2 separate regions of the Homo sapiens genome follow, and region 1 is linked to region 2. A link is an interaction called in ENCODE POLR2A ChIA-PET data of the cell type or tissue named here. Cell type or tissue: CD4-positive, alpha-beta T cell. All regions are shown on one strand. Each heading gives the region's core, and the rest is flanking DNA. Links, peaks and the distances in the headings are about the cores only.

Evidence for each region. Peaks named below come from ENCODE experiments on the same cell type or tissue, not always from the same donor. Only the 100,000 strongest peaks of a DNase experiment are listed, where the experiment ranks them.
Region 1: POLR2A ChIA-PET joins it to region 2 with 6 read pairs; 12 of 35 experiments call an interaction of 5 or more read pairs at or near these places.

What each region holds. Positions count from the first base shown.
Region 1 is chr14:69,770,211-69,775,582 of GRCh38, forward strand. SRSF5 (serine and arginine rich splicing factor 5) reads left to right here. Exons shown (of 8, transcript NM_001320214.2): 6 at 257-330; 7 at 785-895; 8 at 984-1,795. The coding sequence ends at 1,251. It overlaps SLC10A1 (solute carrier family 10 member 1), which reads right to left. Exons shown (of 5, transcript NM_003049.4): 5 at 5,206-5,372. Among named protein-coding and RNA genes, the nearest start is that of SRSF5, 5.8 kb to the left of the region's middle. RefSeq lists an enhancer at 305-1,504. In CD4-positive, alpha-beta T cell, for the core only: no CTCF peak of the experiment used is centred there; DNase peaks (open chromatin) are centred at 2,511 and 3,617.
Region 2 is chr14:69,633,646-69,639,017 of GRCh38, forward strand. All of the region lies in intron 1 of SUSD6 (sushi domain containing 6), which reads left to right. Among named protein-coding and RNA genes, the nearest start is that of SUSD6, 25 kb to the left of the region's middle. RefSeq lists enhancers at 4,028-4,077, 4,113-4,625. In CD4-positive, alpha-beta T cell, for the core only: no CTCF peak of the experiment used is centred there; a DNase peak (open chromatin) is centred at 1,974; H3K4me3 peaks cover 437 bases; H3K27ac peaks cover 3,270 bases.

The DNA.
Region 1 (5,372 bases), core at 99-5,098, 140 kb after region 2:
AGCATAGACTAATACTACCTTAATGTTAAAATCTGAATTTCTTTTAGCATTTTGCTTAAAAGCAATATGCTATTTGCTTATTCCGTGCCCTGACATAGATAATTTTTGAATTCTGATAGAATACAAGTGTGGTAAATGCCATGTTTGTACTTTATCTAACATCTTCTCTTTCAGTAGTCTTGTTTTTTTTATATCATGTGATTGTTTGTGTGTCCCCTTTCCTCTTCTTTGCTTAACACAATTATCTTGTGTTAAGGATCTCAAAGATTTCATGAGACAAGCTGGGGAAGTAACGTTTGCGGATGCACACCGACCTAAATTAAATGAAGGGTATGTACTGGAAACTGTGAAAGTCTTTAAAAATATCCGGAAAATTTTACTGTGAACTTAGTTTTGAGGACTTAAAATTTGAATATGTTAGAATGCAGAGATTCTCCAGAGACAATTTTGCTGCTTCCCTCCTCCCCCCCACACCTTTGGCAGTGTCTGGAGACAAGTTTGGTTGTCACAACTGGTTGAGAGAGGATGCTGTTGGCATGTAGTCAGTAGGGGCTAGGCATCCTGCTAAGCATCCCACGGTGCATAGGGAACCCCCTCAACAATGAATTGGCTCAAAGTATAACAGTGCCAAAACTTTGCTCTTTTAATGCTGTGTTATCCAGAAATAAGACTCAATAGTAGCAATAGCAAAAGTGAACATAGAAACGACTTACCTAGACTGCTGTGTGCAATGTGTGAGACTACAGGATGTATATACTTTAAAAGTGGCTGTTTTCCATTTTAGGGTGGTTGAGTTTGCCTCTTATGGTGACTTAAAGAATGCTATTGAAAAACTTTCTGGAAAGGAAATAAATGGGAGAAAAATAAAATTAATTGAAGGCAGCAAAAGGCACAGGTATCTCTAATTTTTTAAAGTCAAAAGTTGTATTTAATGGGTTTGTTGTAGAGTCTTATCTAGGCTGATTTCTTTTCATTTTTCATAGTAGGTCAAGAAGCAGGTCTCGATCCCGGACCAGAAGTTCCTCTAGGTCTCGTAGCCGATCCCGTTCCCGTAGTCGCAAATCTTACAGCCGGTCAAGAAGCAGGAGCAGGAGCCGGAGCCGGAGCAAGTCCCGTTCTGTTAGTAGGTCTCCCGTGCCTGAGAAGAGCCAGAAACGTGGTTCTTCAAGTAGATCTAAGTCTCCAGCATCTGTGGATCGCCAGAGGTCCCGGTCCCGATCAAGGTCCAGATCAGTTGACAGTGGCAATTAAACTGTAAATAACTTGCCCTGGGGGCCTTTTTTTAAAAAACAAAAACCACAAAAATTCCCAAACCATACTTGCTAAAAATTCTGGTAAGTATGTGCTTTTCTGTGGGGGTGGGATTTGGAAGGGGGGTTGGGTTGGGCTGGATATCTTTGTAGATGTGGACCACCAAGGGGTTGTTGAAAACTAATTGTATTAAATGTCTTTTGATAAGCCTTCTGCTCACATTTTTGTGAATGTCTGAAGTATATAGTTTGTGTATATTGACAGAGCTCTTTTATAACTAAAGCAAATTTAATTTTTTTGTACTAGAAAAAAATTTGAACATTTTAGTTCTTGGTTATAAAAATGTTAATTCAGAATTAGTTTAATGCCTTAATTAAACTAATTAATAGCTTTGGACACTTAAAAGAGCTCTAAATTTGCTTGTACATAAAGGCTTAATTTGTTTTCCTTGTTAGGGTCAAGGGTGTCCTCCACTCTTTAACAGCTGCTGGACAGACACATTAGAGCAGCTGTTTGTTATTGATAATAAAATATTATAAAACTACTTTTTGTCTGTTTGTCTGAAGAAGTCCTATGCTGATTATTTCTCATCCTTATACAGTAGATTTAAAACACAGAACACATCCAGAATCCTGGAGTTGGTTACGGTCTCTCTTTAAAAATAATGTTTTTGACGTCTCCAGGCTAGTGAAAAGATACAGAAGTAAGTGAATGCCAAAATCACAATTGTTGAGTTTTGTGTCCGTGGCCCCCCTGTCCCCCAAAGTTCTTTCTCTATCTCCTGAATTTATTGGCATCAGGTTACTTAAGCTTCCAGAGCCAAGAGGAGGATAGTGTGGGAAGCAGTGTTTCTTGCCTACCTTAAAGATTAGGACAGGTTTTTTTGTTTTGTTTTTGAGATGGAGTTTTGCTCTTGTTGCCCGGGCTGGAGTGCAATGGTGCGATCTTGGCTCACTGCAACCTCTGCCTCCCAAGTTCAAGCGATTCTCCTGCCTCAGCCTCCCAGGTAGCAGAGATAACAGGCATGTGCCACCATGCCCAGCTAATTTTTATTTTTAGTAGAGACGGGTTTCACCGTGTTGGCCAGGCTGGTTTTGAACTCCTAACCTCAGGTGATCCATCTGCCTGGCCTCCCAAAGTACTGGAATTACAGGCATGACCCACTGTGCCCGGCCTTGTTTTTGTTTTTTTTTGAGGCAGGATCTTGTTCTGTTTGTCTAGGCTGGAATGTGGTGGTGTGATCACTGCTCACTGCAGCCTTAACCTCCTGGGCTCAAACAATTGTCCCGCCTCTGCCTCCTGAGTAGTTAAGACTATAGGTGTGCACCACTGTGTGTGGCTAATTTTTTATTTTTCTAGAGACAGGGTCTTGCTATGTTGCCCATACTGGTCTTGAACTGGCCTCAAGTGATTCTCCTAACTTGGCCTCCCAAAGTGCTGGGATTATAGGTGTGAACCACTTTATCCAGTTGTGATGCAGTTTTGGTGGTCAGATAACGTGAATGCTTAAGGGGCTTTGACATGCTACTTTTTGTCTTGAGATATGTATGGGATAGTACATGTTTAAGGGAAAACAATAGTGCAAAATGCCTAAGGTCCTATATCCACATTAACCTTAGACTTCTATATGTGATCTTTCAAGCCCTGTCTTAGATGTGTAGAAAATGAGCTTTGTTAATACAGGAGTCTCAAGACACTTAGATATATTCTTAGTTCTGTGGGGGCTAGACTACATAAATACTGGGAACCAGTGAATAACATCTATATAGCATCTGATAGTAATAGCCAGGCACTGTTTTAAGTGCCATTACCTCTGTGTTGACTGAATCTAATACCATCATTTTACTGGTGGGAATTCAGGAATTTTTCAAAGAACAGGGATGGATTGGTGTTAAAATCTAGGAAGTCTGATTCCTAAGACCCCCACACCACACTGTCACTGTTCACGTAAAGATTTTTGCCCCTAGCTTTTCAGGGATTTGGAAGAAGGCAGAATTAGAAGCACTAGAAAAATGTAGCTTTTAGCTTCCCGAAAGCATGCGGATTGGGAAGTGGGAATCTCCATTTGGGAGAATTGAAAGGTTTTTGGTATCCTTAATTTTTAAAAGGCCACTCCCCAGCTGTTTCTAAGACTAGAACAGGCCACGGAAGCTTAAAACTGCTAATTGCAGTAAGAGGCTGAGTTTAGGAGTTGGTATACCTGTTGAATTAGTTGAGAGAACTAGGTTTATTTTAATAAATGGTTAAATCTAGATTTTCTTAGCGTCTCTGAAGGCAGTACTTAGCCTGAAGTTGCTATCAAAAGCAGCTTCTCACCCTTGGGCTTTTAAAACATGCTCCTCAGTGCAGTATGGTAGTATGTTGATGTTCTTCCCCTCTACCCCTAGACAATCAGACAAACTTTTTTTTTTTTTTGAGATGGAGTCTTGCTGTTGCCCAGTTTGGGCGATCTTGGCTCACTGCAGCCTCTGCCTCCTGGGTTCAAGCGATTCTCTTGCCTCAGCCTCCCAGGTAGCTGGGATTACAGGTGCCCATCCCCATGCCCAGCTATTTTTTTTTTTTTTTTGTATTTTTAGTACAGACGGGGTTTTAACCTGTTAGCCAGTCTGGTCTCGAACTCCTGACCTCAAGTGATACACCCACCTCAACCTCTCAAAGTGCTTGGTTTACAGGCGTGAGCCACTCTGCCAGTCTTCTTTTTTTTTCTTGGGATAGAGTCTTGCTTGGTCACCCAGGCTGGAGTGCAGTGGTGGTGTCTTGACTCACTGGAACCTCCACTTCCCAGGCTCAAGTGATCCTAATGTCTTAGCCTCCCAGGAGCTGGAATATCCCACCACCATGTCTGGCTGATTTTTGTATTTTTATTAGAGATGAGGTTTGACCATGTTGGCCAAGCTGGTCTTGAACTCCTGACTCCAAATAATCTATCTGCCTGCCTTGGCCTCCCAAAGTGTTGGGATTACAGGTGTGAGCCACTGTGCCCAGCCAAGAATTAAGCTACTTTTAATCTTAGAGGTGTTAGGGAGTACGATAAATTCCTTCTTTTGAAAAAAATGGCAGGGAGATAACAATTATGTCTCAAAAAGGGACTCTCAAAACCAGGCTTCAGATACCATGAGGAGTGTGGATGTAATCCTAAGGAAAGGTTTAGGACCTGCCTTTGTAGGGCATGGTTTAACCTTTGTTTTCTATGTTTATATTAGTTTCATCTTTATTCCTTGCTTTTTTTTTTTTTTTTTAGACAGGGTCTTGCTCTGTTGCTAGGTTGGATGGAGCGCGGTGGTGCTATCTCGGCTCACTGCAACCTCTGCTTCTGGGGTTCAAGTGATTCTCCTGCCTCAGCCTCCCGAGTAGCTGGGACTACAGGTGTGTGCCACCATGCCTGGCTAATTTTTGTATTTTTAGTAGAGATGGGGTTTCACCATTTTGGCCAGGATGGTCTCAATCACTTGACCTCATGATCTGCCCGACTCGGCCTCCCAAAGTGCTGGGATTACAGGTGTGAACTACTGCATCCGGCCATCTTTATTCCTTTCTAAGAATGGTTTGAGGCCAACCCTGTCTTCCTCAAAAGCTAAACAAATGTGTTCTTACATAACTTGTATGTAACCAAGTCTCCTAGCAGATGATGTTGGTTAGATAATAGAGAAAACAATTTGAACAGGTAGGTATATATGGATATAATAAGTAAAAATGATAGGTGGTAGCCTTGTCAAAAATCTGCGTTTTTAAGAGGATGTTAGTAACCCAAATCTGTGTTTCTCGTTTTGGTGTTGGGAGTACTTGTTAGTCCTGCACATTTGCCAAACTGATACCCGAAAACTATATTGTCTTGGTTTCATTTGTACCTGACCATACAAAATGATAAAAATCCCAAGTAACTAATAAGCATGATTGACTTTTTGTAATTGTTAATATTAGTTGTTAATCATTTACTTGATCCTTATTTACATATGATATGCAAAATGTTTAAATTTTATTAGAGACAATTTGAAATTTGTGAATTCTAGGTATTTGAACATTTTTCTTTGAATTGGGAAACGACTCATTTTGGCAGTAGTTTGCTGTACCCAGTTTTGGGGGCGCCTTGTGTTAAAACCAAATACCTACTGAACTTAAAA
Region 2 (5,372 bases), core at 87-5,086:
TCTAATCATTCATATCTCACTGGTTAGCATTTTATTGCACCCATGTAGAATACTGAAATAGACATGATTGCCTTATTGTGTGTTTTGATTGTTTGCTGTTTGGGTTTGCAGCCTCCTCAACTCCACTGAAATTCTTGGTAGGCTGGGGATTGTGCCTTCTTTGCATTTTAAAGCTGTATATAGAAGATTGTCAGGAAATGATGATACATGGAATAAACAAATGTGAACCATTGGAGGTGAAAGGCGACCTGATAGTACTTTGGGAGTGCAGTTCCCAGTAGGATTTTGGGTGGCCTGGAGCACAGCAGCAGCTGGAGGCTGGGGACCATCCAGTTTTAGGACTCTGGTGACCAAGACCTGAGAGAAAGTGGAAAGGTCAGGAAGGGTCAGACTTGTCTCCCAAGAGTTTGTATTATCATGGGATTCTCTTGAAACTCTGGTTCATGTGGAAAATGTGCTTATCCTAGAAGTTGACTAGGGTTCTTGGGGAATGATGGTGAGGCCAGATGCCTCTGTTTGATCCAGGTTCTCTGCATGGTGAATCACCCCAGAAGGAGGGTGTGAAAGGTGCCTGGCCACAGGGAAGCTTATAGCTTCAGGGAATGAACTCTTAGGAGCAATGGTAAGCAGACCTGTCAGATTGAGGATTTGATTTATTTGTATTATTGGCACTTGTATTGATTTTTCTGGGGAGTTTGGGGATTTGAATGTATTTTGCAAATACAAACATTTTCTTTGTCATGTCACTGATGTGGTTTATAGGCTTATGTTGCATTTTTTCTTTGAATAGTAGAATCTTGCATGAAATTAAAAGCAGTATCCTCCACTTCTGACTTGGTAGGGCTTTAAGCATCATGCTAACTTTTCCCCTCCATCTCCCTTTCATTTCTTAGATCCACCTAGGACTGTGAAATAGGTTGGTAACATCTGTGGGCTAGGACGGTTTCAGCCAGCTAAATTCCCTGTTACACAGTTTAGATTTATGAGGCACATCTAAATTTACTGGAATTCTAGGTAGGAAGTGTGGTTGCAAAGGCAAAACTCTTTGTGATTGTAGCTTGTATGAAAATAGAAGCAGCTTGAATTTTTTTCTCACAAACTTTATCCAAAACATGTCTTTACATCTTTTATTTCTGGTAAATGGATTTTGGGGTGGCATCCCCACTACTGTTGGGATGAAGGGATATAACAAGCTAGAGGGTGATTTCACAGAATCCTGAGCCTTTGAAAAATGCTGTTGCTTTTGAAAAGTAATAAATATAGAAGCCAGGCCACCTTTTTCAGATTTATACCCTCTTCCCATTCTATTCTCAGCTAGTAAATACTATGGCCTCAGTTTGCCTAAAAAGATAATGGCTTAAGTTTATTTAAATGTCAGCAGTAGTTTGGTAATGAATTAAGTCCTTTGATGATGATGATGACGACGATGAAGATGATGATAATGTTGATGATGATGGAGGACACTCAGTAGCAGTGGACTGAGTTGTGGACTAGTTCTTTCTAAGGCTCCCAGGAAGAAAATTGCTAACTCACTTAATATGTGAAGGCCTTAGTGTCAGGTAGAGGAGGAAGCAGCTGTGGAGTGTAAAGAAATCATCTGCCCAAAGGTACACTTTAGAGAAAGACTTTGGATGAAGTTGTGTGTTTTCTTTTTGGAATAGGGTGTATTGCTTCTTTTGAGAAGGCCTTTTACAATAGTACAATAGTTCCTCTGGAACTCATAGCAGGATTCTTTTTCCACCCTCTTCTATATTTACAGCTGCTTTTCCCCTAGGGGAGCATTCATCTGTTTTAAAAAGCAGGGAGAGAAAACAAGTTCTGTCAAACAGTGAGGTTTGGAAATCAGAACTGTACTTACTTGCCTTTCAGGAGGACATATTCTAAAGAGTTGTTTTTTGGGTGGAAGAGAAGGAAGTCATCTCCTCTGCCCCCACTCCACCCAAGGCACACCACACACACACACACACACACACACACACACACACACACACACACACATTTTCACCTCCACCCAGAGGTTCCTTGTGGCAGATGTGAAGGAGTTTAGAACACAGGGTTCCCATTATAACCCCTTTGTTGTACGAGACCAAACGTGGCTTTTCAGCCCTAGAGTAAATCTTTTTCTGGCAGGCCACTTTCTTGGCCTTTATATCCATGTCTAGGGCCCTGGGCTGGCATTGGCCCTGAAGGCCAGGGCCAGCCTTTGGGGATTGCACTTGAGCATGTGGTCAGGGACAGCATCTGAGGGCATTTTGGACAGGAAAGATTTCTGATTATTAGGCTGTTTTCATCACACCTATGCTTCAGGGTCATAGAACTGAGGATTGCCAGGGACTGAGATGAATTTAGTAAGTTGGTTTAACCCCAGTGCCTCTTATTCTCTTTCTGCACAGTTTTTAGTCAGCTAGTGGGTGTGGACATGCATCTTTGTTTTACTATGAGAAGAGGAGGAATTGTGCCTTAGCAGTTGAATAACTGTGCCTTCTATTTAGATTCTGTAGAGGGTTACACTCAAAGCTAATGAGTGCTTTCTTCCACTCTGCACACACTCTTGCTGCCTGGAGTGGGCGGCAGGCTATAGAACCACAATAGAGCAAGTACTGTTGCTGTTGAAGGCATAGACGGAGGTGACAGTAAGGGCAGCTAGGCCCTGAAATTCCAGTGGCTCAGACCCCTGGCTGATGGCTTACCTCCTGAGGTGAGACCAAGAGGAAGGCCTTCAGCTTCCCTGAAATGAGTGCTTCTCACAGTTAAGGTAGTGTGACCAGCCAGGGGTAGGGACTGGCTTCCTGAGGAAGAGGGTGGGAGAGCCTTAATTAAGCCTGCCTGGTTTGGCAGTACCTCAGACTCGCCTCCTCTTTCTGTGTTGGCTGATAATTTCCTTCAGCTCTTAGAACAACTCTTCATTTCCTGGGGGAACCCATTGTTGCCAATATACACTCACAGAGCCTATCTCCGGTACTGCCATGTGTGCTTTCTGCCTCCTTTCCAGAAGAGGCAGGTAGCCAGTCTTTTTTTCTCATGAGCTGTTCCTACCTTGTTGGAGTTCCTGGAGGCTAGTGCTGCTGGACCTCCAGTCTGGCAGAGGCCTGGACGAGAGCTATTCCTTGGGTTCTCAGAACAGACCTAGCCTAGTGGAGAACAGTTCTGGGCCTGGCTCTGTGTCCAGAAGGGCTCAGTCAGTGGTCAGATTCTGATTGGGAGATATATGAGGAAACTTTGTTTGGTGAGAGTTAGGAGAATGGGGTTCTGGTTCAGCCATTCTCTCAAGAAGTCATGATCATTTGATAGGCCTCAGTTTTCCTCTCCTAAAATGGGTAGATTGGATTTTATAAGATGATCCCAAAGTTCCTTAAGGCAGTAATGTGTTAGGATTCCGTGACAAACCCGGGAGTCTGCCCCTGGTCTAGGTGACCAAAGTTAGCAAAGGCTGGGACAGCACAGATTGCAGTTCCCAGGTCTCTTTTGCCTCCCAGCTTTTTGATGTGTTTCTTCTCCTTGGAATGCCCCACCACTCCCTGTACCCACCTCTTTCTGCTCTGTCTGGCTAATACCTTCTAAAGCCAGGTATCAGCTTAGACTGCCGCTTGCCCCATACTTGTGTGGGTGCCTCTCCTTGGTGCTGGCATTACACCCTGTGCTCAGTACTTACCGCACCATATTACCGTCTGTTTCCTTGTTCTTCCTGACCTTACCTGAGCTTCTTGAGGGCAGAGACTGTCTGCTATCACCACTGTATCCCTCATTGCTGGTGCAGCGCCTGGGATGTGGTATATACACAGCAAATGTTGAAGGAATGAATGTCCCCCCCTAACCAGGGTCAGCATACCCCAGTGCGCTCTGGGAACTGTTCTCTGACCCTCTCCACCCTTACCCTGCCTAAGGCTCTCTCTTTCTGAGCTGTGTGTGGGTGCTGGAGAGCCTTGGATAATGCTGAGTTGTTTTTGAAGTGTGTCTCATTGTGGCAAAGCATTGGGTGATGTTGCCATCCCCACCCCCAGGACACTCTTGCAAGAATTGCTTCCACCAGGGATGGGCATTGACTTTGACCTGGTCCTCCTCATCTCCAGCCCTGGAGGAGGGGCAGGCAAGCACGTGCAGATTGCTGTCCTCTGACCAGCTGCCCAGGGCTGGGCCATCTGCTGCTTGTGACAGCGGGTGGGGTGAGAGGGGTGAGTGACCTGTGCAGGGGAGGGAGTGTGGGGCAGCAGCATAGTCACTTCAGTGCACTGACTGCATGACAGAGTCCAGCCCCCCTTCTCCCCACGTTCTATCTTCTTTTCCAGTGCTCAGTTATGCTATGCTTCATCCAGGTCTTGGTTTTGTTCCAGCTGCTGCCCCCCACCACTCTGCTAGGAGAACTCTTGCTGTGTTTTTGTTAACTCTGTGTGTGTGCTTTGCCCTTTTGCCTATGCCTCCAAGAATCTTTATGTTACATAAGACAGCAGCAGCAAAAAACAGAAACAAAAACAAAAAATGTTAGAAATGAAACTTTGGACCCTTGTTATTCTCTGTTCAGATGCAAATGATGAATCTCTTTCCATCAGAGTTTATACCTTTCTGTTTACCACCCCGTTTTCTGTCCCTCCTCCTGGAGAGCCTTTGAATGGCAGGGATGGGCTGAATCACTCACTTGGAAGGACTGTAATTTAGCTTGTGCTTCAAACCTTGCCTCTTTCTGGCCTTGTAAGGACCTAAGAAAGACGCAAAAAGGAAGTAATCTACCCCCATCACTCTTGGTGTGAGTTTGAAGGTTCTGAACTGGGGTGGGGTGGGGAGTGTGTGTGTGTGTGTGTGTGTGTGTGTGTGTGTGTAATTGTGTGTGTGTGGGATTGAAGGATGAGGGTTGTGGACAGTCTTAAAAGCCACCTTTACCAAATGAAGAGGTGACAAAGCAGGGACTGGAAGGGCAGCATACCCTAACCAGGACTTCCCCAAACTTTAACATGCATATGAATCACCTGGGGAACCTTACTAAAATGCAGATTCTGATTCAGTAGATCTGGGATGAAGGCTGAAATTCTTCATTTCTAACAAGCTCCCAGGTGCTGCCAGTGCTGCTGTTAATGGACCATACTTTGAATAGTAAGGCTGTGTCCTTCCTATTCCACCTTTTAATAGTTGATTTAAAAGACTGACCTAGGGAAGGCAAGACAGGGGCTAGTCAGGACTTGCGTAATTTAAACCCAAGGTCCTGGGCTGGCTTCTCAGCCAGTGTCTACAGAGCCTTTTAGGCGGGCCCCTCTTATCTAAGCTGCTGGCTTCTCTGAGCTCCTTTGGTCCAGTTTGGTTTCCAAGGTATAAGAACCACAGCCCTTCAGAGGGTGTGTGTGCTTACTCACAACAAGATTGGGTCCTTGCCCGTTTCTCTT